Regions from separate parts of the Homo sapiens genome. Here regions 2 and 3 are each linked to region 1. Evidence: chromatin loops called from intact Hi-C (ENCODE). Cell type or tissue: CD14-positive monocyte. All regions are shown on one strand. Each heading gives the region's core, and the rest is flanking DNA. Links, peaks and the distances in the headings are about the cores only.

What was found. Peaks named below come from ENCODE experiments on the same cell type or tissue, not always from the same donor. Only the 100,000 strongest peaks of a DNase experiment are listed, where the experiment ranks them.
Region 2: a loop joins it to region 1, with 7 times the contacts of the local background. A loop is called at or near these places in 2 of 110 quality-filtered maps.
Region 3: a loop joins it to region 1, with 2.8 times the contacts of the local background. A loop is called at or near these places in 53 of 110 quality-filtered maps.

What each region holds. Positions count from the first base shown.
Region 1 is chr1:109,434,703-109,442,530 of GRCh38, forward strand. No RefSeq gene overlaps it. Among named protein-coding and RNA genes, the nearest start is that of PSMA5, 12 kb to the left of the region's middle. In CD14-positive monocyte, for the core only: no CTCF peak of the experiment used is centred there; a DNase peak (open chromatin) is centred at 4,329; H3K27me3 peaks cover 189 bases.
Region 2 is chr1:109,778,560-109,784,740 of GRCh38, forward strand. No RefSeq gene overlaps it. Among named protein-coding and RNA genes, the nearest start is that of EPS8L3, 18 kb to the left of the region's middle. In CD14-positive monocyte, for the core only: no CTCF peak of the experiment used is centred there; no DNase peak of the experiment used is centred there.
Region 3 is chr1:109,521,251-109,527,431 of GRCh38, forward strand. It overlaps LOC105378893 (a long non-coding RNA gene), which reads right to left and starts at 1,201. Exons shown (of 3, transcript XR_001738179.2): 1 at 1,074-1,201. RefSeq lists an enhancer at 5,877-6,181. In CD14-positive monocyte, for the core only: no CTCF peak of the experiment used is centred there; no DNase peak of the experiment used is centred there.

The DNA of each region.
Region 1 (7,828 bases), core at 1,505-6,504:
CTTATGCAAATTTCTGCAGCTGGATTGGATTTCTCCTCAGAAAATGTGTTTTTCTTTTCTATTGCATCATCAGGCTGTACCTTTTCTGAATTTTCATGCTCTGTTTCCTCTTGAAGCCTCTTCCACTTAGGAATTTCTTCTGGCAGATACCTAAATCATCTCTCTCAAGTTCAAAGTTCCACAGATCTCTTGGGCAGGGGCAAAATACCACCAGTCTGTTTGCATAGCAAGAGTGAACTTTACTTCAGTTCCCAACAAGTTTCCCATCTCCATCTGAGACCACCTCAGCCTGGACTTTGTTGTCCATATCATTATCAACATTTTGGTCAAAGCCATTCTACAAGTCTCTAGGAAGTTCCAAACTTTCCCACATTTTCCTATCTTCTTCTGAGCCCTCCAAACCATTCTACCCTCTGCCGTTTCCCAGTTCCAAAGTCGCCTCCACATTTTTGGGTATTTTTACAGCAACACCCCACTCTACCAGTACCAATTTACTGTATTAGTCTGTTCTCATGCTGCTAATAAAGACATACCCGAGGCTGGGCGCAGTGGCTCACACCTGTAATCCCAGCACTTTGGGAGGCCGAGGTGGGTGGGTCACGAGGTCAGGAGTTCGAGACCAGCCTGGCCAAGATGGTGAAACCCCACCTCTACTAAAATTACAAAAATTAGCTGGTTGTGGTGGCAGGTGCCTGTAATCCCAGCTACTCGGGAGGCTGAGGCAGAGAATTGCTTGAACCCAGTAGGCAGAGGTTGCAGTGAGCCAAGAACACACCACTGCATTCCAGCGTTGGTGACACAGCAAGATTCTATCTCAAAAAAAAAAAAAAAAAAAAAAAAAGACATACCTGAGACTGGGTAATTTATAAAGGAAAGAGGTTTAATGGATTCACAGTTCCACATGACTGGAGAGGCCTCACAATCATGGCAGAAGGCAAAGGAGAAGCAAAAGCACATCTTAATACATGGCAGCAAGCAAGAGGGCATATGCAGGGAAACCCCCCTTTATAAAAGCATCAGACCTTGTGAGACTTATTCACTATCATGGGAAAGACTCGCCCCCATGATTCAATTACCTCCCACCAACTCCTTCCCACCACACACGGGAATTACGGGAGCTACAATTGAAGATGAGATTTGGGTGGGGACACAACCAAATCATATCAATTGCCCCCTACTCAATTCATACATTGAAGACCTAACCTCCAGTAGCTCAGATTGACCTTATTTGGAAACAGGATTGTTGCACATGTAATTAGTAAAGATGAGTTTATACTGGAGTAGGGTAGACCTGTAATTCACTCTGACTAGTGTTCTTATAAGCAGATGGCCACGTGAAGACAGATACACAGTGTGAACACCATGTGAAAATAAAGGCAGAGATCAGGGTGACAACAGAAGCTAAGAGAGAGGCATGGAACAGATTCTCCTTCATAGCTCTCAGAGGGAACCAACCTTGCTGACACCATGATCTCAGACATCTAGCCTCAGAACTATGAGACAATGCATTTCTATTGTTTAAGCCACCACGTTTGTGGTACTTATGTTATGGCAGCGCTAGGAAACTAATACCATCACATAAATGGAGTGGCCACAGTGGCAGGGATAGAGGCTATGTATGGGCTCCAACTTTCCAAGGCTGATCTAGCTACTGATGATCTTTACTGTCAGCATCAAAGACTAATGCAGAGTCCCCAATATTGGCACTATTGAGACCAACTGGCCACTTGGTGACAAGTTGACAATACTAGGTCTCTTCTACTTCTGGGGGTTTCAATAGTTCATTCTCACAGTGATGGATGTCTAATCTGGGTATGGGTTTTCTTTTCCTGCCCACAAGTCCTCAGCCAGGGTTTAAAATATGGAGTTTAAAATACGGGTTTAAAGTATGGGGGTTTACAGAATGAGTGCCTGATCCACAAGCATAAAATTTTTTGTAACATAGCATCCAACCAGGGGACTTGCTTCATGGTAAAAGAGGAGCGGGAGTGGGCCTGTGGTCATGACATCCACTGATCATGCCATCATACCATACCATCCAGAAAAATCTGGCACTTTAAAGGGCTGGAATGAGGTTTTTTGTTTGTTTGTTTTTGTTTTTGTTTTTTTTCCTGAGGCAGCTCACTTTGTCGCCCAGGCTGGAGTGCAGTGGTGCCATCTCAGCTCACTGCAGCCTTGATCTCTCAGGCTCAAGCCATCTTTCCACTTCAGCCTCATGAGTAGCTGGGACTATGGGCATGTGCCACCACACCCAGCTAATTTTTAAAAAAATTTGTAGAGACAAGGCCGGGCAGGGTGGCTCATGCCTATAATCCCAGCACTGTGGGAGGCCGAGGTGGGTGGATCACGAGGTCAGGAGATTGAGACCATCCTGGCTAACACGGTGAAACCTTGTCTCTACTAAAAATACAAAAAATTAGCTGGGCGTGGTGGCAGGCGCCTGTAGTCCCGGCTACTCGGGAGGCTGAGGCAGGAGAATGGGTTGAATCCAGGAGGCGGAGCTTGCAGCAAGCTGAGATGGCGCCACTGCACTCCAGCCTGGGCGACAGAGCAAGCGACAAGAGTGAGACCCCATCTCAAAAAAAAATTTTTTTGTAGAGACAAGCCCTCACCATGTTGGGCAGGCTGGTCTTTAACTCCTTGGCTCAAGTGATGCTCCTGCCTCAGCCTCCCAAAATGTTGAGATTACAGGCATGAACCATCACAACCAGCCTGGAGTGACTTTCTAAAGGCACGGGTGACGTTACACTCAGAGGCAACACTCTGAAAGAATTGGATGCTATCATTCTGGATTTGTTATATACATTAAATCAGAGGCCTTTGTAATTCTGTCATAGTTTGTTTTCTGTTGCTGTAGCAGAAAACCACAGACTAGGTAGTTTACAAAGAAAAGAAATTTATTTCTTACCGTTCTAGAAACCAGGAGGTCAAAGAATATGGTGCTGCCATCTGGCGAGGTCGTTCTTGTTGTGTCATAACATGACAGCATCGCATGGTGAGAGGGCAGGAGCATGTGTGTCAGCTCAGGTCTCTCTACCTCTTCTTTTAAAGCTACCAGTCCCATTATGGGGGCCTCACCTTGATAACTTTATCTGATTCTAATTACCTCCCAAAAGCCTTACTTCCAGATGCCATCAACATATGAATTTAGAAATTAAGTTTTGTTTTGTTTCAAGACAGAGTCTCGTTCTGTTGCCCAGGCTGGAGTGCAGTGGCGCGATCTCCGCTCACTGCAAGCTCCGCCTCCCAGGTTCACGCGATTCTCCTGCCTCGGCCTCCTGAGTAGCTGGGACTACAGGCGCCCGCCACCACGTCCGGCTAATTTTTTGTATTTTTAGTAGAGACTGAGTTTCACTGTGTTAGCCAGGATGGTCTCGATCTCCTGACCTCGTGATCTGCCCACCTCGGCCTCCCAAAGTGCTGGGATTACAGGCGTGAGCCACCGCACCTGACCGAAATTAAGTTTTTAATACATGAAATTTGGAGGACACATTCAAACCACAGCAGGCCCTAATAGGAAAAATACTTGGGTCCACTAACCAAGGAGTAGATGTGGGAATAGCCCCACTTCTCTTCACTATCAATGACCCAGTAGAAGATTTTGTGCTTCCCATACTCACAAATGTGGGATCTGTAGGGCTGGAGGTCCTAGTCCCCAAAGAGGTTATGCTCCTATTAGGGATCACAGCAAGGGTCCCATCGAACTACAAGCTATGGCTGCTGCTGGGCATTTTAGACTCCTTATGACCAGATATCAGGAGGCAAAAAGAGGAGTCACCATCATGACAGGAGTAATTGACCCTGATCAGTAAGAGGAGATAGTGCTGCTTTTTACAGAGCTGATGTGATTCCACTTGGGCATCTCCTGATACCTTCTTGCTCCATGTGGCTGAATGAATACATGCAGCAAATCTGGCCTGAGAAGGGTATGGTTAACAGGAGCCCAGACCACCATATAAACCACCAAGACCTGCTAAGGTGATAACGGACGGTGAGGGGAATTTGGTGTAGATAGTGGAGGAGAGAGAGGATCAGTAACAACTGTGGCCCCCAGACAAGTTGCTATAGTTTGTCACACTAACCTTCGTCATCAAGTTTTCCTTTAGCAAGAAAGGCCCATGGGAACCATAGAAAAATTTCTTCCCAAACCTGTGTGAAAAAGTAGATCTGTCGGGCTCAAAGAGTGGGCTGTAGTGGTTATGAAAGTGGGCCTCTCAGATTTCCTGCTATGGGAGAATAGTTCATTGATGACCCCGACTGCTGACCTTCTGGATCAACCAATGTGTTTGCAGCTGAGGCCATGCTTCTTAGGAACTATTTTTAGCCAGTGACTAAGCATGGTGGGGTACTAATACAGGCTCATTGGGACTTCTCTAATGAGTCACTTTGGTTCAAAGCTCAGAGGGAAATTTAGAGAAAGAAGCAGCAAATTTAATGCAAAGAAAACAAAGGAAAGGAAATAAACATTAGAAATCAATGAAATAGAATGCAGGTATCCGAGAGAGAAAATCAACAAAACCAAAACTTATCTTCTAAAACAGAAATGAAAATTCATCAACTCTTACCAAGGGTGATCAAGAAAATGTGAAAGAAAACACATTACCAATATCAGCAATTAAAAAGGGGGACATCATTATAGGTCCTGTAGACATTAAGAAATACAGGAGGATACTATAAACAACTTTCTACCGTTAGAGTTGACAATTAAGATGAAATGGAAAATCTTAGTGAAAAACAAAATTTACCAAGACCAAAACCAGAATAAATAGAAAATTTTATATTTTAGAAGAATTGAATTCATAATTCAAACCTTCCTACAAAGAAAACTCCAGATGGCTTCACTGGTGAATTCTTTCCAAGATATATTCTGCTTTTAGAAAGGCATAAACGACATATTCATACTTTCTAATGCTTGTATATTACATGCTCTATTCGTGGCTTAACTTCCCCCTGCTTCCGTGCATCATTCATTGAACACCTACTATGTTTCAGGGCATGATGCTAAGTGTTATAAATACAAAGATGAATGAAGAGTTTTTTGGTGGGGGAGGGACTTTGAGGTTGATGGAAGAAGAAGATATATATAATGTAAATGTAGCGAATTCTGTGCTAATGATGATATGTATAAAGTACTATGAGAGATTGTGATGAATCCAGGGAAGAGAAGGCTTCCCAGGCATGAGGGGTGAAAAAATATGGCATGTGGTATAGGCATAAAAATGACTAGAAAATAAAAGACATCCCTTCTCAGTCTTCCTTACTGAATCTTCTCCTCATATTCCCTTAATTTTTTTGATTACTCAAGTCCTGTCCTTGGTTTCTGTTTTTCACTCTCCCCAAGCAGTTTTATCTACTCTCACATTTGCCCCTTTCATATACAAGTTAGTCATTCCAAAATCTGTGTTTCCAGCCTCTACCTCTCTATTGAGCTCCAGGCCCAAATGTCCAAATACCTACAGAACTCACCTACGCAAGAATTTTGCCCTCACACTATGCCATCTCCTGCGTCACCAAATTCCCTCCCTTAAAAAAAATCCTTCTCTTGATTGCATGTGTCTCTCCAGCTACTACACCATTTCTCGGCTCCTCTTTGTGTAGTGAAACTTCTCACTTTCTTTGTTTCTTTGTTAAAAGTGAGGTTTTTATCCCCATTACTTTTTTGAGACTGTGCTTATCAAGGTCACCAATAACCTTCATGTTGCCTAATTCAGTTCTTAACCTACTTGACTAAATGGCAGCATCTGACTAGTTGATCATTTTCTCTTTCTTGAAGGACTGTCCTTCCCTGGCCTCCACCCTATACTGATTTTCTTCTCACTTCAGTGGCCACTCCTCTGTCTCTTCATTGGATCCTCTTTCTTTTCTCAACCTTTAATTATTGGGGATTCTAGTGTTCCATCCCCAGACTTCTACTAATTTTTTTCTTATACTCATTTCTTAGAAAATCTTAACCAACTCTGTCATTTTAAATATCATCTATATGTTAGTGATTCCAAAACATGTATATCTGCAACCTCTCCCCTGAACTCCAGACTCATATCTCCACTGGCTACTCCACTTGGATGTCTAACAGTATTCCAAACTAAATGTGTCCAAACCAAGTCTTTGATTCCTTGCTGCCCAAACCTTCAGCCTTCTCCATATCAGTAAATAGTTCTACCATTCGCCCTGTTGCTCAGGCCAGAAATCATCATGGACTCCTCTGTTTCTAATACGCTCTTTGATCCACTAGCACATCCATCATCCTACCTTCAAAATATATTCCAAATCTGATTGACTAGTTCTTACCACCTTGATCACTGTTACTCTCATCCAAACCACTATCATCTCTCACCTAGATCCCTTCCTCCTAACTGGCTATCCTACTTCCACTCTCCCCCAACTATATTCTGAATGATCCTTTTACAGTGTAAGTTAGGATATGCCACTCCCCTGTTCAGAACTCTCCAGTGATTCATGTCACACTTAAAATAAAATCTAAAATTCTTTCTACAGTCTGCAAGGCCCTAATGATCTGGCCTCTTGCTACATTCTGACCTTATGTCCTTCCACTCTCCCCTTCCTTTTTTTGTACTTCAGCCATACTAGCTTCATTGTTGTTTCTCAAACATATGCCAAGCACATTGCTGCCTCTGGACCTTTATACTTGTTTACTTTAGAAATACTCGTTCCACAAATATGCTTATGGCCCATTTCCTCACACCATTCAGGTCTCTGTTCAAATGTTACCTCCTCAGGGGGACCACCCTATCTAAAATAACTCTTTGATTTGCTGTGCTTTTAGTCTACTCTATTTTTTCCCTAGCTTATAACCCTACAGGAGTTATATCATGTACACATCTGTTTATTGAATATTATCTGCCTCCCATATTAGAATGTAATTTCCATAAAGGCAAGGAATTTATCCATTTTGTTCAGTCACCAAGTCCTATCTATTCTACCTCTTTAAAATATCTTCTAGCTGAGCATTGTATAATCCCAACACTTTGGGAGGCTGAGGTGGAGGATCACTTGAGCCCAGGAGTTTGAGACCAGCCTGGGCAACATAGACCCTGTCTCTACAAAAAAATAAAATAAATTTTTAAAAAATCTTCAGTTCATCTTCTTTCCATTCCTACTACCTCTGTCTTAATTCAGTTGCCATCATCACTTGCTTGGACTATTACAGTATTCTTCTACTTGATTTTGTACCTTTGTTTTCTTCTATCCAGGCCATTCTCCCACACTACTACAAATCTGATAGCACTATAGTTGATATCTGTTCATGCCTCTCCCCTACCTAAAACCCTTTGTAAGGGATACCCTCTTTGCATATTGGATAAAGTCAGTCCCTTAACACAGCATCCAAGGCAATTTCTAGCCACTTATTCTGCTACCTCCTTGCCTTTCCTCTCTAGCAGTCCAAAATGCTTATATCTCATGTGTTTCTTGCCTCTGTCCTTGGAACATGCTGGTTCTTTTCTCTTAAATGTCCTTTCCTGACTCTCACAAAGATAAATATTACCTCCTCTGGCCATGCTTCTATTGCATTTATTATACTGTGCTTGATTTTTTTTAATACTTACATGAATGTCCCATTCATGTGACACTGTGAGCTTCTTAAAGGGAGAAAATTGTGTCTTATTTAGGGCACAGCTCCTGTCACAGAGTCAGGGACAGATGGAGATGGGAGTAAGGCACAGGAAGTGTTCAAAGTAGAAGGAACTTTATGTATGAACACTCTAAAGCATGAAGGAACTTGCTTCATCTTTAGGAAAGAGAGGAAGCGAGTGTGACTGGAGACCGGTGAATAAGGGGCAGAGTAACAGGAGAGCAAACTAGAAAGACT
Region 2 (6,181 bases), core at 1,182-6,181, 340 kb after region 1:
CAAAGTGAGACCCTGTATCTACAAAAAGAAAAAAAATTAGCCGGACATGGTGGCGCATGCTTGTAGTCCCAGCTACTCAGGAGGGTGAGGTGGGAGGATTGCTTGAGCCCAGGAGTTTGAGGCTGCAGTGAGCTGTGATCATGCCACTGCACTCCAGCCTGGGGGACAGCAAAAGACCCTGTCTCTAAAACAAATACATAAATAAAAACAAAGTTTGGCTTCTTTTCCCAGTCTCCATTTGTCTCCTCTGTCTGGGTGGGATGGAGTAGCTGAGAGGGCAGACCTCCTGCCACGAACGGACCTCTTCCAGATGGAAGAGAGGCCTGCTCCTCCAGGGCTCCCCTCCTCTGAACCACCTCCCTTCCTGGTCTCAGTAAAGCCATTCCCACATCTTCCAGTGGTCCCTGCGTTAGTCTGTTCAGGCTGCTATAGCGAAATAGCATAGACTGGGAAGTATACAAACAACAGAAATTTGTTTCTCACAGTTCTGGAGGCTGGGAGGTCCAAAATGAAGGTACCTGTAGATCTGGAGTCTGGTGGGGGCTTACTGTCTAATTCATAGAAGGCACCTTCTCACTGTGTCCTCACATGGTAGAAGGGCAACACAGCTCTCTGGCATCTCTTTTATAAGGGCACTAATCCATTTTATCAGAGCACTTACTCACCTCACAAAGGTCCCATCCCTAATACCATCGCCTTGGGGTTAAGGTTTTTTTTTTTTTTTTTTGAGACGGAGTCTTGCTGTGTCTCCCAGGCTGGAGTGCAGTGGTGTGATCTCAGCTCACTGCAAGCTCCGCCTCACGGGTTCCCGCCATTCTCCTGCCTCAGCCTCCCGAGTAGCTGGGACTACAGGTGCCCGCCACCACACCCGGCTAATAGAGACGGGGTTTCACCGTGTTAGCCAGGATGGGGGGTTAAGGTTTTAACATATGAATTTTGGGGAGACACAAACATTCAGACCATAGCCTTCTGCCCTGGCCCACCAAAATTTATGTCCTTCTCACATGAAAAGTATATTGATTTCATTTCAATAGTCCCAAATGTCTTACTCATTCTAGCATCAACTTTAAAGTTTAAATCCAAAGTCTCATGTAACTATCAAATAAAACAGATATAAGTGAGACTCAAGGTATTTGTCTCCAGCTATGAACCTGTGAAATCAAGCAAGTTATGTGCACTCAAAATACAATGGGGGAGATGGGTGGAGGATAGACATTCCCATTCCGAAAGGGAGCAATAGGAAGGAAAGAAGGGATACCAGGTCCCAACCAAATCCAAAACCCAACAGGGCAAACAACATGAAATCTCAAGGCTGGAGAATACTCTCTGGCTGATGCTCTGCCCTCTGGACACTGGGGTAGGGGTTGGGCCCTCAGAGCTCCAGGTGGCCCTGCCCCCATAGCTTTGCTGGGCACTGCCTATGTTCCATCTCTCACAGGTTGTAGTTGGGTGCCTGTGGCTCTCTCAGGCTGGAATTGCACGCTGGTGGGTCTATGGTCTGGGATCTTGGTGTTGGCCCACCCCCATGGCTCTATTAGGTATTGCCCTGTTGGGGACTCTCTGTAGAGGTCCCACCCTTGCCATAACTCTCTGTCTGGTCACATAACTGAGGCTCCTAGTGGCTCCATTCTTCAGGATCTAGGTGAAGGTAGCCATGCCCCCACAGCTCATGCACATTGACAGGAATGGCACTTCATGGAGCTGCCAAGGTTTATCACCTGTGCCCTGCAGAGGGGTGGCCACCTTAGCTTGTGTTGTACCTAGGCCCACTAGAGCCATACGTGGGGTGGCCAACGAGTACTCTGCTAAAGTGCGGGGAGTGGAGCCTTGAAATCTTTCTGTCCCCCAAGCCCTTGCACTCTGGGCCTGTGGTGGGAGGGGCAATTCTGATAATCTCCAAAATATTTTTGGGGACAGCCTTCCATTGCCTTCATCAATAGCACCTGGCTTCCCTTGAGATGGCCTATCCGTACCAATCCCTTTCTCAAATCACTGTGGGGCCACATTCTTGGTGTTTTCTATGAACACACTTTCACATTCTTTTCAAAATGGATAGGTTGAGAATTTTCCAAAATTTTAAATTCTGCTTCCCTTTTGATTAGCAATTCTATCTTCAGATCATCTCTCTCTTCTCAAATGTTACTATAAGCACTCAAGAGAAGCCAAGCTGCACCTTCAACACTGCTTAGAAATTTACTCATTCAAATATCCCATTACATCATTTACAAATTCTACCTTCCACAAAACACCATGACACAAACTTAATGCAGCCAAGTTCTTTACTACTTTCTAATAAGTATTGTTTTTCCTCTAGTTTTCAGTAAAACATTCCTCATTTCTGAGACCTTACCAGAATGGCTTTTACCATCCATATTTCTACCAATAGCCTGTTCATGACCACTTAGGTAACCTCTAAGAAGATTGAGGCTTTCTCTACAACTCTCCACACCAGAACTGCTCTTAACAGTCCATTCATGGCAATGGTTAGGCTTTTTCTAGGATGCACTTCCAAACTCTTTCAGCCTCTACCCATTATCTAGTTCCAAAGCCACTTCCACATTTTAGGTATTTGTTACAGTAGCATCCCACTCCTGGTACTAATTTTCTGTTTTAGTCCATTCAGGTTGCTATAACAAAATGCTATAGACTAGGTAGCTCATAAACCACAGAATTTATTTCACAATCCTGGAGGCTAGGAAGTCCACAATTAAGACACTGGCAGATTTGGTGTCTGGTGAGGGAATGCTTTCTTGTTCATAGATGGTACCTTCTCGGTGTGTTCTCACATGGTCAAAGGGCAAGACAGCACTCTGAGGTCTCTTTTATATGGTCACTAATCACCTCACCAAGGCCCCACCACCTAATGCCATCATCTTGGGCACTGGGAATTTAACATATGGGTTCTGGGGGTAGGAGGACACAAACATTTACACCAAAGCTGACTCCTTCTCAGCAATCATCCAGTCCTTTTAAATTGGGACACTAACCTTTTTCTTGCCAGCAATCATTTTAAAAAATCAATTTAAAATAATAAAAATTATAGTAAATACCATAATAGCAGAGAAGGATATGTAAAAATTAAAAATGTTCTACCCATCACCCTTTTCCTTTGCCTCATCTTATTCCCCAAGGAACCACTCTTAACAATTTCTTATTTATCCCTAAGATATTTCTATGTATATAGACAAGCACGTATAGCTACAAGTCACTATATGTGCTTTGTAAAAAATATATACAAATGGGATCATATCATAACAATAATGTAACCGTGTTATTTTGCAGCTTGCTTTTTTCACTTAATGTCAGATCTTGGACCTCTTTTTCATGTCGATATCTGTAGATCTACTCATTTTTTTTGTAGTGACTATAAAAAGTTCATTGTAAAGATGTGACTGACCAGTTCCTTTTTTAATGGAGATTTATGCTGCTTAGGTTTTGCTAAGGCAAACAGTTCTAAGATGAACAACTATGTTTGTAAATTAATTGCCAGCTGACTAATAATGTGTGTGTTTAAAATGTGAACATGTGTTCCCAGATTGCCTTTCAAAAACACTATAACAATTTATAGTCCCACTAATAGTGTATGAAAATGCCCATTTCCTTATATTTGCACCAACACTGATACTATCAAACTTTTAAATCTTTGCTAATTTGACAGATGAAAAATGGTAAAAATTTAAAAATTTTGAAAATTTAAATGCCTTTAAAAGTAAGGCTGAGCATTTAAAAAAATATATCTTGGCTATTTAAACTTCTTTTTCTTTCTTTTTTGTGAATCCCATGTGTAGAGGGATTTTTTGAGACAGCTATTCTTTTTCTCACTGATTTGTAGAAGCTCTTTGTGTATTAAGGAAATGTCTCTAAAATTCATTTTCTTAGTTCTTTCACTACAAATTCTATGTTTTAAAAGGTTTTGTTAAATAGCAGTTGCCAAGTTATTAGTTCTTTTTCTGTTTTCTCCATCTGACCCATGTATACTTAACCTCAAATATTTATCTGTACAGATAGCCAATGTTTCTGCATTGAGTTGATGTAATTCCAGCCAAAAGCAAAGCATTGGAATTTTTGTTAATCCCAGAAATCTCACCATGGCTAAATGTAGAGTATCCATTGGTTTTCTGAAATATTTTAAGTGGTTCAAGGAACCCTGGAGGCCTGGGGCCCTGGATGGGAGCCACAGCCTCTGATTTAGCCCTTTAGCTAGCACTTCCTTGGGCCAGCCCAGCTCACTCAAGCCAGCAGTTTGGTCAGCACCTGTGTGCACCCCTCTGGCCAGCTGTGGATTCTTCTATTCAGGTGAATGGGCCGGGTGTTTGCATATTTTCCCCTTTGTTTATAGGCACTTATAGATGTGAGTCCCTTTTCCCTTTAGCAGATGGTCCCTGAGGCAGGACTGAACCTGCCCTAGGCCAGCCCCAGTGGGACTTTACTGGGGGTTAAGGAGGAGATGGAGGAGTGCGGTGTGGGGCGGACAGAATGGGGCTCACCCTTAGAGCCTCCCAGCTGGCCCCCACCCCCGCTGCCCATCCTTCAGCCTCCCTACTTTCTTGAAGAAATGTTGCCAGACCCATGTCCTATTCCCTTAAGGGTAGGTGTGGGCCTCTGGGCAAGTTGGGAGGGGGTTTGCAGAGCCCCAGATTGGAGAGTGGAAGGCTGGACACCACTCTCCAAATATGGGCCTGTGTGTCCTAAGTAGGCGTTAGAGGCATAGATGGGTGGTGGGGAGGGGGTGTCCTGGGAAGGGGAGGTAGCTTTCAGGCTTCTGGAAACTCACCCCCCAATCTAAAGGCAGCTTCACTGTGTTCGGGATTGTGTGTGGGGTAAGGTGGTAGTGCTGAGCTTGCAGGTGTTGGGGTGGGAGAAGAAGAGAGGCCAGAAACCTGCCCCTGATTCCTGACCTGTCTGAGCCTCTGCGGCTGACTTAGAGGCTTCCGGGTTTGTTTGTTGTTTTAACCCAGGGCTGACTTTTAAGAGACTGCCACATTCCTAAGGGATTGGCAAGTGAAGGTGATGAATGGGGTTGGCAGGAGGCAGAGTCTGAGGAAGTCAACAAGAACTCCAAGTTGACGCCCGGGAGCCCAGGTTCCCAGTGCTGTGGCCAGGCGTCCTGTCGGAGGACTGGTACCCCCGCTGACCCTGGTGGGTGGGGAAGGAGACCTTGGGCTCTGAAAAATCCCCTTTCTCTTCCCATGAATGTCCCCCAGCCTTCCTGGGCTGCTCTGTGGGCATTAGGGTTGGCCCTGTTCTTTGCCTCGGGTCACAGCTCTCCTGCCCCACTGGGGCGACCCAAGCCTGGGAGTGGGCACAGCAAGGGTAAGGGCTGAGGCTGGCAGACCTGGGTCTGTCCCCTGGAAATATGCCTCGGTGGCAAATGACTCCCCAGAGATGCCTGAGATTTTTCTTTTCTTTCTTTCTTTTTTTCTTTGCTTTGTAATTAGTATATTAAGGAGACAATACATTTCAAGAATTACTTAAATTCTGATACCCAGATTTAAGCATGTGAACATATGATGAGACCTTTAAACACACAATTAAAGCTATTCATCAGAATTTGTTATACTACCAACATTGCAGTTACTTTGGAGCGTAAGTCAAATGGTTTAAAGTAATCCTGTAACATACCTAAGGAACACCTCCCTATATTACGCGTGCAAATTCCTTCTCCATGTAAAGGTCTTTTCACTTTAATTTCTACGTTACTTTTTCTTTAAAGCAGGGCTGGTGAGATGACATAGACTGTACCTGCTCTGACTTCCATGAAACCTTATTTCATTGGCTCCATTTGCCCCGCCTGAGCCCAAATGGAGTCTCTGAGGAGGGAGCGAGAAAGAGCTGCTCATTCTTCCAAATGTTCTGCTTTGGTCTGCAGGAAAATTATCTCACTAAATATACAAATCTATCTTGACAATGCAATTGAATGGCCCTCCCATGTACAGTGCGATGCAATAGGTGTATTCCTCCCATTTCCTCTATCCCGGGCCCCAGCAAAACCATCACAGCCAGACTGAGGGGACACCAGTCCTGACATTTGGGACATGGTAGTGAAGAATGTGGCTTCTGAGCCAAGCAGATGAAGGGCAGACTTGGCCACACACAGGAGCTGACTTCATGGACTGGTTCCCCATCTGTAAGTGGGAACCACTCTGCTCAGGCTGCCACGGAGATGAAGTCCCAGCAGGTG
Region 3 (6,181 bases), core at 1,182-6,181, 86 kb after region 1:
GCAGAACAGGGAGGTGAACGCCAGCCGCCCTTTATTGACCACAGCCCAACCCCAAGAACAAAATGAAGAGGAGTGCAGTGCTGCCCTGGGCCCCTGGTGATCCCAGGACCGCCTCTCCCAAGGGCTCTATGCACGGTAGAGAAGCCTACAGCACTGCATCTTGGGGTCTAGGTCTCCTCCTCCCTTTCTGTCCCTCTTCCCAGCCCTTTGTCTTCTGCGGGTAACTAAAGATCCCTGAGAACCTCCATGGCTCTGGGGGCAGGAGCCCTCTCCACTGTGCAAGCAGTGGGCTGCTGATTAGCGCAGGGAATAAATAACAGCAAACTAATTATCTCCCTGATTGCGGCTTGCCTCGCTAACACGGCTGGGCTGGGGTGGTGATGCGGCAGTTGAAACTATTCCAAGCATGCTTCTGGGTTCAGGGAAATTTCCATGTGTTTCCAGCCTGGAGACACTTTCCCTTCCCAGATGCTCTGGAGTTCTAAGTGGAGATGTTCCCACTCCTGCTTCACTTTGGAATTGAGAGACTCACCCCAGACAGAATGTTTGTGTCTGTCCCTAGTGGGTGACGGGAGCTGGCTTCTCAGAGAAGCAGGGGAAGGCTTTCAGGGAGGACAGGGGTTGGCCAAGGGCATGGAGAGATGAATCCTCAGGGACCACATACTCCAGCACTTAGCTTCCTAATTACATCTGCTACTCCAACTCCTTGAACTGAGTGCTTCCTATCAGGCCTTCAAGCAAGAGTAGAAAATACAAAGAGCATTGGAGAGCACTGGTCCGGGACTTTAGTCCTACCGTGACTGCCTCTGTGACTTTGGACATAGTCCTTAATCACTCAGGCCCTTCATTCCCTCTTTATGAAATGAGAGAGTTAGGCATCATGACCTCGGAGCTTTGCCCAGCTCTAGAAAAAGCTCTAGAGTCAGCTTTGTGACTCTAGCTCTGAAACTGGACTGCAGTGTTCTCTTGGAGTCCCAGGCTTGGAAAGCGCCCGACACCTCTTGTGGCCACATCTTCAGGTTTTCCTTTCCCCCATATTATTGCATTGTTTCCCATCTTCCCTCGCACTTTACCTGACTTCTCTACTCTCTTGGTCTTGAAAACTTGTCGTGCCTGGAGGGAGAAGGGTGAAGGACATCCTCTTCAGGAAGATGTTAGTTTCCAGCAGCCTGGGACGTGCTAAATTGCTGAACAAGTAGTTATTAGCCTGTGAAAAGACAAGATGTGGGGGTGTCTTTTCCCGGGAGTGGTAACTGTTGCTAGTCTACTGAGTATAGAGGAAGAATCTACTTGCCTCCTAGGCATTTTGGCCCATCCCCAGACTATGGGCCCTGCCACCACCTGCACGTCAATTGCAGAGTCCACTTGTAGGAAATTGAAGGGCTGTCTTCGTTTGCTGGTGAGACTCATCTCTATAGGCTTGGTAAGCTGTCTTCTGCTGGAGGTCAGATGTTAGACAAACCAGGTATTTTCATCTGATAAAGATAAATCCATGAAAAAGCAAACCTAGGTCACAGGTCCCTTAGGAAAGGGAAAGGGAGAAAAGATAGGGCTAATGTTATACTTGGGCTAAAGAGGAAAATATTGCTTGTGGAAAGATAGGGTAACAGCCTCCCAAAGTACTAAGTTCATGCTACCTGGTCTGATCGGATGGGAAGAGATCTCATGTAAGAATCAGAAGGTCACATTCAACATTATGCTTTGTAACTTCTAAAGGGTAAACTTGGACAATTCATTTACTTTTTGCATTGGTTAGGGTGAGCTGACTTATGTGATGAATAACCCCCAGGTCTCTGACTTACCTCAATGGAAGTTAACGTCTCCCTCGCATAACAGTTTAATGCAGGTGTTCACTTGATGGCCTCCCACCGGATGATTCCGAGACCCAGAACGATCCACCTTGTGGCTCTGATCACTGTTACAGGTTTTGGAATCCTCTATTGGAGGATTCTGTATTCCCTGTTTCCAGTCAGCAGACGGGGTAGAGACAGGAAGCATGCAGGATTGTGTGGAAGGTTTTATGGACCAGCTCTAGAAGTGGCATTAATCATTTCTGCCATATTCCACTGGCCAGAACTCTGTCATATGACCACACCTGACTACAAGGGAGGCTAGGAAATGTAGTCAGGCTATGCACCTAGGAGGTAAAAGGAAACGGTTTCATAAAAAACCAATCAATCAGTCTGTGACACATATTATTTGAAGTTTCTGTTCCTAAACTTATCCATTGGGCAAAGGGCCTCTACTTCATCATCTAAATTAGCGTGAATATAAGTTAGGAAAACAGATTTTGAGAGAGCTTAAAAAATTTATAATGTATATATATACATATATATATATACACACATACACATGCACATAATGTGTTTCTCAGATTAATCTAGAATTAACTTCATAAATACTGTCTCTCTTACTCTATTAGAAACACTATATGCTCTATTATTGAAACAAACATATTTGGGTTATAAGACGAGCGTCTCTAAATGACAGTTGGAGTTCAATTCAGTGTGTGAATAAATACTCTGCAATAAATTAAATCCTTAAAAATTATATAATGTGTCCTTTCTCTCCCCTTTCCTTTGATCTGGATTAAGGATTCAGCCAGCACAGATGGTGTGGTCAGTGTGGCTGGAGCCAAGATTTGGCTGGTTCAACCAGCATGTGTGGTGAGTTTGAGGCAGAGAGGGTGGCCTGTGTGGTTAGGAGATTGATTACAAACAGAGGAACTGAGCACACACATAGTAGGTTAAGGATGATGGGAGCTATATTTCTCATAGTTAGTGACAGGAGTTATGTATGTGGAAAGAGAATAAACCCTGTGGTATTCAATCAGAATTGGGGTAATTAATTTGAACTCATGATTTTAATATATGTAAATGTGTGTGTGTACATATCTAACCTAGTCCCATGTATACAAATGAGGGAACTCATTTATGTGCCCTCTCTGAACGATACTAGAAGCAATGATGCCCCAACGGCAGCGAGCACACCAAGCACCCAGATTTTGGCTTCTAAATGCTATTTTCTACTTAGAAAACAAACAAACAAAACAAACAAACAAAAAAAAACCTCCACCAGGACTGATCAGCCTAGAAATTACTAGATGAGCTGGGAATATCTTGTGCTAGAAAGTGAGGAAGTGCTCAGATAATGACAGAAACACATGGAAAGGATGGGGAATCCAACTTGAAGGGGCATGCACAGGCCAAATCTGAGACAATTTAGGCATCAAAATAAATAATTTTGATATCGGGTTACAACTAAAATACGGTAAAATAGGAATGAATGAATAAATAAATAAATAAATGGGGAGAGAGAGCAGGCTTTACCTTATGTTAGAATGCCAATTGATGTATATAGAAAAAAAGCTGCATTTAGAAAATTGCCATCTAGTAACCATCACAGTAATAAACAGTGTAGGAGAGGCTGGGCATGGTGGCTCATGCCTGTAATCCCAGCACTTTGGGAGGCTGATGTGAGTGGATCTCGAGGTCAGGAGTTCAAGACCAGCCTGGCCAACATGGTGAAACTCCATCTCTACTAAAAATACAAAAATTAGCTGAGTGTTGTGGCGGGTGCCTGTAATCCCAGTTAGTCGGGAGGCTGAGGCAGGAGAATCATTTGAACCTGGGAGGCGGAGTTTGCAGTGAGCTGAGATCGTGCCATTGCACTCCAGCCTGTGCAACAAGAGCGAAACTCTATCTCAAAAAAATAAATAAATAAATAAATAAATAATAAATGATGTAGGCAAGAGTCATCAGTGGATGTTATAACTAGGGGGTGAAAGTCTGATGAGGAACATGATTTTTACACAATCTTAGTGTCTCCCCACAAGTACTTGATTGATGAGTACACAATACTATTAGTTGACTTTACAGTGGAAAAACTTAGCTGACATTATCTTAGCCAAGCGATAAAAGTTAACATCTCCAGGCCAGGCATGGTGGCTCATGTCTGTAATCCCAGCACTTTGGGAGGCTAAGGCGGGCAGATCACCTGAGGTCAGGAGTTCAAGACTAGCCTGGCCAACATAGCGAAACCCTGTCTCTACTAAAAATACAAAAATTAGCCAGGTGTGGTGGTATGGGCCTGTAGTCCTAGCTACTTGGGAGCCTGAGGCAGGAGAATTGCTCGAACCTGGGAGGCGGAGGTTGCAGTGAGCCAAGATCATGCCACTGCACTCCAGCCTGAGCAACAGAGTGAAACCCCATTCCCCCCCACCCCAAAAATAATAAAGTTAACATCCCCAGTAACAGGATAGGACAACTTGACATTGTGTAACTCTTGTTGAGATGAACTGAGAACATGGCCTCACTTCTGCAGTATTCCTGACAAAATGCATAACCAGAAACTACTCATAAGGAAACATCAGCCCAACCCCAATTGAGGGATATTCTACAAAGTTTCCAGGCTGGATTCTTCAAAAATATTAAGTTCAAGACAAGGAAAGATAGGAAATGTTCCAGACTGAAGAAGACTAAAAAGACATGACAACTAAATAGAACACATGATCCTGGATTAATGCCTAGACCTAAAAACAATGTTACTAGAATTATCAGTGAGGCCAGCACAGTGGCTTATACCTGTAATCTCAGTACTTTGGGAGGCTGAGGTGGGTGGATCACTTGAGGCCGGGAGTTTGAGACTAGCCTAGGTAACAGCGAGACTTCATCTCTACAAAAAATACAAAAAAACTAGCCAGTCATGGTGGTGTGCACCTGAAGTGACAGCTACTCAGGGGATTGAGGTGGGAGGATCGTTTGAGCCTGGGAGGTCAAGGCTGTAGTGAGCCATGATCATGTCACTGCATTTCAGCATGGGCAACAGAGTAAGACCCTGTCTCCAAAAGAAAAAAAAAAGGATTAGTGAAATTTGAATGGGGTCTCTGGATTAGCCAGCAGTTCTGTGTCAATGTTACTTTACTGACTGAGATGTTGTATTTTGGTTATGTAGGAGAACGTCCTTGTTTTTGGTAAATACACACTGAAGTGTTAAGGGGTAATAGGGCATCATGTCTATAGTGTACTCGCCAATGGATCAGAAATTACGTATATGTGATGTATACATATGAGAGAAAGAGAGAGAGAACACATACAAAACAAACTGAGGGTCGGGCACTGTGGCTCACGCCTGTAATCCCAGCACTTTGAGAGGCTGAGGCAGGTGGATCACTTGAGTCCAGGAGTTTGAGGCCAGGCTGGGCAACATGGTGAAAACCCACCTCTACAAGAAAAATACAAAGATTAGCTGGGTGTGGTGGTGCATGTCTGTAGTCCCAGCTACTTGGGAGGCTGAGGTGGGAGGATGGCTTCATCCTGGGAGGTGGCGGTTGTAGTGAGCCCAGATCGCACCACTGCACTCCAGCCTGGGTGACAGAGTGAGACCCCATCTCAAAAAACAAAAGCAAAATAAAAAAAAAAAGTTGAGGAACTGGGTGGAAGGGATGCAGGAACAGGGGTTCTTTGTATCTTTCTTGCAACTTTTCTGTTGATTTGAAATAATTTCAAAATAACAAATGAAAGAAACATCCACAGCATACAGAACACCTGTGCCTTTGGACTCCTGCAGGAGAGACACTTATAAGAGTTGGAAGTTAACAAGAGGTCAGAAGCAGCAAAGCATCATAGAAGGTGAACAGGATTTGGAATAAATGACATGGATTCGGTCCTAATTTTGTTACTTATTAGCTGGATGATCTGCAAGAAAGCGTTTCACCTTTCTGAGCCTGACGATAGTAATAATCTCACAAGAGTGCTGTGTGGCTTAAATTATTAAATAATGTATGTGATGGTGCTTATTAAAAACACTATTGCAAATATAAATCATTAGTAGTATCTCCCTTCTCCCAGAAAACTACAACTAATGAATGTAAAACTGTCCCTTCAGTCCCCACATCTCTTTCAGTTCTTCATTCAGCTGCCATTTCAGAGAGATGTAAGAACTTGCTTATAGACTGAGAATGGAAGAGGCCGGCACCTAGGAAGAGGCACAGTTGACGGCGAAGCCACCAGGGATGGCCACAATGCATGCATCTGTGTCCATGTGTGCTCATGTGTGTGCACACACACATCCTGGAAGCCTCGGTTTCAGGCGTCTTCTCTGTGAGCAGAGACCCTGTGGGGATGGATGCATGCTATTATAGATTCATAAACATCTGCTCGTGTGGCCTGGGTAGTCCCTT